2 separate regions of the Homo sapiens genome follow, and region 1 is linked to region 2. A link is an interaction called in ENCODE POLR2A ChIA-PET data of the cell type or tissue named here. Cell type or tissue: MCF 10A. All regions are shown on one strand. Links, peaks and the distances in the headings refer to the core of each region. The heading gives the core; the rest is flanking DNA. Region 1 overlaps ATP8A2 (ATPase phospholipid transporting 8A2). Region 2 overlaps ATP8A2 (ATPase phospholipid transporting 8A2).

Region 1 (2,912 bases), core at 98-2,597, 220 kb after region 2:
AGAGGCATCAGATAGCTGCTCGACCATCAACTCCTCTGGAGTGTCTTACCTCTCTACTGTGGGGAACAGCACAGTTGAGGGAGCATCTTGTTTCAACAACTGCAGAACTTCACTATTTCCTACCATCTCCAGTTCAACTGCAACAATAATAATGTTCTAAATGACATTAAGAGCTCCACTGATGGCTGGGTGTGGTGGCTCACGCCTGTAATCCCAAAACTTTGGGAGGCCGAGGTGGGTGGATCACCTGAGGTCGGAGTTCGAGACCAGCCTGGCCAACATGGCAAAACCCTGTCTCTACTAAAAATACAAAAATTAGCCAGGCGTGGTGGCAGATGCCTGTAATCCCAGCTACTTGGGAAGCTAAGGCAGGAGGATTGCTTGAACCCAGGAGGCGGAGGTTGCAGTGAGCTGACATTGTGCCACTGCACTCAGCCTGGGTGACAGAGTGAGACTCTGTCTTGAAAGAAAAGAAAAAAAGAAAAAAGAACTCCACTGAAGAAACAAGGACATCAGACCACCCACCATGGGTGAGTGCCTACTTCCTCAATGTAGAATGTAAAACTCTTCTAAGTCTTCTAACCCTCAGACAACCAACCACTTGTAAAAAAACACTTAGTCTCACTAAGAGATTAACCCAGTCTTTTTCCACCTGTCCACATCACCCTTCGGTACACTGGGCAGTTAACATAACCCTGGATGAGTACCAATTTTGGAGACTTCTGTTGAAAACAGTTGAATGCCAACAGATATCCCAAAGAGAGCACCTATAAGTGGGAAAATTCTCAGGATCACAGCAGCATCAAAATAAGTATCACTGATGGGCATTTCTATGTACCACCTGCACAGCGTCACACACAGGAAGACTTGGGGGGACTGTCTCCCCAGTGACAATGAAGGCAGAAAGGCGAAATAAAGGGAGATGACCTTCTATGTCTATATCTACAGTCCAAGGGCACAGACTAAGGACAGAACTCTCCCACTAGCAGGACTGTCCACCCAGTAGGAAACCCAGTACCGCCCACTGTCTGGTGATGAAACTCCCATATTTTATGTCCTGTAAAGCCAAAGGATGGCCTAGTGACTCAGTGCAATGACTTAACATCATAACAACTGTCTTCAAAACTCTACCAAGGGCAGGGCACAGTGGCTCACGCCTGTAATCCTAGCACTTTGGGAGGAGGCCAAGGCGGGCAGATCATTTGAGCCCAGGAGTTTAAAACTATCTGGGCAACATGATGAAATCCCATCTCCATAAAAATTACAAATATTAGTCAGGCATATGGCACACATCTGTGGTCCCAGCCACTCGGGAGGCTGAGGTGGAAGGATCACCTGAGCCCAGGAAGTCTAGGCTGCACTGAGCCCTTATCGTGCCACTGCACTCCAGCCTGGGTAATAGAGTGAGACCCTGTCTAAAAACCAAAAAATAAAACAAAACAATGACAGCAAAAACTCTGCTACCGTCCTTAGAAGCAACTCACTGAAAGGTATTCTATGAATGAGCAAAAAAGAACTGCTTTCTTTTCAAACCTAAAAAGAGCTTTGTTGGATTTTGAGGCAAACAACAGTTTCTGAGGGGCATTCTCCCTCATGCCTTACCTTCACAGTGTACAGGGAGGAAAGCAAATGTCCCCACCTTTCCCTCACCTTTCTTCCCAAGGCCAGCTCCTCCAGAGGTATCCCATTCACCTGGTTCTCTCTCTCTCGCCAGCATCCAGTCAGCACCTAATTGATGCCAATCACACCTCTTCACTCTGAAAGCTAACCCTTACCCTCTATCCTGAGTAAGTCTACCTTAGCTCATATGCTTATCCTCCTCTGCCTGAAAAGTTGGAACAGATTTCATTTGGCTTCTCTACATCTTCTCTCCTATTCCACCACAATCTCCACATTGCCAAAGTTATGTTGCTGAAGCAAGCATTCATGCATTCATTTAAGCAATTTATTAAATACCCATTGTGTGCGGTCTGCTCTCCTGATTAAGGAGACAACAGCAAAAACAAAAACAAAAATCTTGTTTTTAATTTAACTTTTATTTTAAAGTTCAGGATTACATGGGCAGGTTTGATATATAGGTAAACTTGAGTCATGGGGGTTTCTTATACATATTATTTAATCACCTAGGTGTTAAGCCTAGTACCCATTAGTTGTATTTTCTGATCCTGTCCTTCCTCTCACTCTCCACCCTCCAGTAAGCCCCAGTGTCTGTTGTTCCCCTCTATGTGTCCATGTGTTCTCATCCTTTAGCTCCTCCTTATAAATGAGAACATGTGGTATTTGGTTTTCTGTTCCTACATTAGTTTGCTAAGGCTAATAACTCCAGCTCCACCCATGTTCCTGCGAAGGTCATGGTCTCATTCTTTTTTATGACTGCATAGTATCCCATGGTGTATATGTACCACCTTTATCCAGTCTGGAAAGGACTCCCTATTCAATAAACGGTGCTGGGATAACTGGCTAGCCATATGCAAAAGATTGAAACTGGATCCCTTCCTTACACCATAGACAAAAATTAACTCAGATGGTTTAAAGACTTAAACAAAACAAAAAACCTTCCTGGACCTGAAGACGTTTACAATCCAGCAGGGAAGAGTGATTGCACTGAAACAGAGCACTGTAACAGAAGATGTAGATTGTGATGAAGTACACAGCAGGAGGTCATGACCTAGTGAAAAGTCTGAAGGAACATCCTGGGGAAGGGATGATTCAGCAGAAATCTAAAGCTTAAGAAATCATTAGGTACAGGTGGGAGTGTGGGCAGTGATGAAGAACATTCCAAATAAAAGGAAGAATGGCACAGTCAGTGCAAGGACAAGAGACACAATCCAGGAACTGAAAGAATCTCAGCAGAGCCAAAAGGCAGAGTGCGCTTTAAAAACTCTACTGAAAGAAAATCAGGAACTTTCCTA
Region 2 (2,912 bases), core at 271-2,770:
TTCAAACAATTCGCTTCTACCCAACGCTGTCTTCTTTTCCTTGGGTAAAGAAGCTGGGGGAAGGACATACTGAAGTCTATAAAAAGTAGACAAAGTCCCTTCCTACTCCAACTTGGTAGATGCATGGTAGGAAAATGGAACCAACTGTGTTTCTGCTATAGAACGACAATATCTAACAGGTCAGAGATGGCTCTAGCTTCAGGCAGAGCTGGATCCAGGGGTGTGCTCAATGCTGATGGCTCTCAGTGCACCCTTCCTCTGTGCTCAATTCATCCTCAGCCAGCCACCTTCTGCAGGGTGTCCTAGCCGCTCCAGGCTGACACCGTCCTCCTATAAGAGACCCAGCAGCAAAAGAGCTCCATCCCCCAATTAGTTTCTGTAAAAAATCCTTGAACTGTCTCTAGGTGATACTCCAGCCTGGGGCACCATGTGCATTCCTGAATCAACTGCCATGGTCAGTGAGGCAGAGGACCCGGCTGACCAGTTTGGGTCACAGATCCAGACCCTAGAGGTGGCAAAGAGGCAGAAGCAGCACCATTTGAATGCGCATTCCGAAAGAGGGCGGGGGGGTGAGGGGAATGGACGCAGGGCAGGCGGAAGATGGCAAGATGTCACTGTACCCTGCATGAGAGATGTCTTTGCTCCTGCTGAGCAAAGTGGATAGGGTTTGTCTTCAGAGCACAGTAGAAAGCACTCTGCACATTTAAATATGCCTGTCTTTCAGTTTCCATCCTGCATTGAAATCAGGTTTCAGTCACTAAAAAAGTATTGCGAATCGAAGTATACATACAAGCACAGACACAAGCGACCTAGATTTCTCTTTCTTGTCTTTAGCCAAAGGAATGCCAACACTTATGACAGCTGGCTAATCAAAGTTCAGAAAGCATCCAATTTACTCAGTGGATGCTTCGATATGTTACAATGATGATGTAAGCAATAGTCACTGAAAATATCCCCTACTTTTAAGTCTGTTCAGTATTTTGGGCCTCTCAGATACTGTCCACAATAGCTTTTGCATCATCATTTATATGAAACAGAAACTTCTTGGTACATGCCTAATAGCATGCTATGCTTCTCTTTTCTCTCTTCTCTAACCTACCGTGGTCATGTTTTCTTGCATAACCGGACTTGGTGGCCTTTCTCTGGCACTTTTATACCTTTTAAATTGGATAAACCTGAAGATCCCTGCCATCTCTGGGTGGGGGAACTGTGATGATGATAACCTCCAGTCATCAGACAAGGCCACCTCCCTCTGAAGATGTTGGAGAAGAAAACCCCTGTGCAGACTCTTAATAAGAGTGGCCCACATACACATTTCCACATGTTTCAAGAAAGGAAAAGTTCAAAACCACATCAGACGTACACTGTGACCACTGAGCATAAATATTACAAACAAACAAAATCAGCATGTAATGTGTACTTTAATTTGCTGACAGATATTTTAAAAATTAACATCAGAATGAATGACAAATGCCAACACCACAACAAAACCTCTGAAGAAAAAAAAAAACCACTCAATCAAAGCCGCGGGGCCTCTAATTAACACACAGCATCCTTGAAATGAGAGGCCAAAAAGAAAATAAACTGCCAAAATGGAGGAAATTGTATACGGGGGAAGGGAGGACAAGGACTAAAAAAATGAGGGCTTTCTATAATGAACGTAAAAAATAAATCCTGTTGTTTGAAACCTGCTTTACTTTAAAAAAGATTGGGCTCGTGGACAGAAGATTGCAGCTCAAACACAAAGTCTGCTTATTCCTTCTAACTCAACATTCATATTTTAAAAATTCTATTGCATTGCGGGGTAAGTCACTTCAGATAAAATTTATTAAAAGCAAAACGTTAAGGAGAATTGAGCAACATTTCTCAAACACCTGGTTCATCATCACTGTAGCTGCTTTCCATAGTCACAAAGTGAGAAGACCCAGCTTGGAGTCCAACCGACTCCAGAAGAATCCCAGCCACTCTACTCCCTGCCTGGTCAAGAGACTGATCCTTTCTCTCTAAGCCTCAGTTTCCTCATGTGGTTGCAGATTACTGAATGAGCCAATGCTTACTTCATTACACATGTAACTGCATATATTAAACATATTTTCATGAATATGTTTTGTCTGATATGTAGTAATTGTGATATGGAAGGGAAGTGCTGGGAAGGGAAGGGAGTGGTCCCTTTAAATGATACAGAATGGGGGAAGGGCATGGTCCCTGGCTAGGGCTCCACCCCCAGGCCTGTGTCCAGGGACCTAGGTGAGGACAGGCATTTTTATTTTCCTGCCCAAATGTTGCATTTCCCAAAACCACCCTGACCTGCCACGCCCCTATCCTGTGCCTATACAAAAATCGAGACCCTAGCCAGCAGACACAGAGGTGGCTGGACGTTGAGAGAAACACATCAGCAGAGGAACACTGGAAAGCCAGATGTCTAGAGGAATGCACGGACAGGCACCCGCGCGCCGTCAGGCCACCTATCGCCAGAATGACACAGAGTTTGGCCAGAACAATTGGAGGACAGCCGGGCTGTCAAGTGGCTCAACTCCAGGGAAAAGTCATCTCCCTTCTGGCTCCCCCATCTGCTGAGAGATACTTCCACTCAATAACACCTTGCACTCATTCTCCAAGCCCACGTGTGATCTGATTCTTCCGGTAAACCAAGGCAAGAACCTGGGATACACAAAGCCCTCTGTCCTTGTGACAAAGTAGAGGGTCTAACTGAGCTGGTTTACACAAGCTGCCTACGGACAGCTAAACTGAAAGAGTACCCTGTAACACATGCCCACTGGGGTTCAGGAGCTGTAAACATTCACCCCTAGACACTACCGTGGGGTCAGAACCCCACAGCCTGCCCATCTGTATGCTCCCCTAGAGGTCTGAGCAGCGGGGCGCTGAAGAAGCGAGCCACTCCCCTCTCACAC

The links. Peaks named below come from ENCODE experiments on the same cell type or tissue, not always from the same donor. Only the 100,000 strongest peaks of a DNase experiment are listed, where the experiment ranks them.
Region 1: POLR2A ChIA-PET joins it to region 2 with 5 read pairs; 2 of 35 experiments call an interaction of 5 or more read pairs at or near these places.

What each region holds. Positions count from the first base shown.
Region 1 is chr13:25,652,730-25,655,641 of GRCh38, reverse strand. All of the region lies in intron 24 of ATP8A2 (ATPase phospholipid transporting 8A2), which reads right to left. Among named protein-coding and RNA genes, the nearest start is that of ATP8A2, 280 kb to the right of the region's middle. In MCF 10A, for the core only: no CTCF peak of the experiment used is centred there; a DNase peak (open chromatin) is centred at 1,131.
Region 2 is chr13:25,869,709-25,872,620 of GRCh38, reverse strand. The region is part of intron 33 of ATP8A2 (ATPase phospholipid transporting 8A2); the gene reads right to left. Among named protein-coding and RNA genes, the nearest start is that of SHISA2, 180 kb to the left of the region's middle. In MCF 10A, for the core only: no CTCF peak of the experiment used is centred there; no DNase peak of the experiment used is centred there.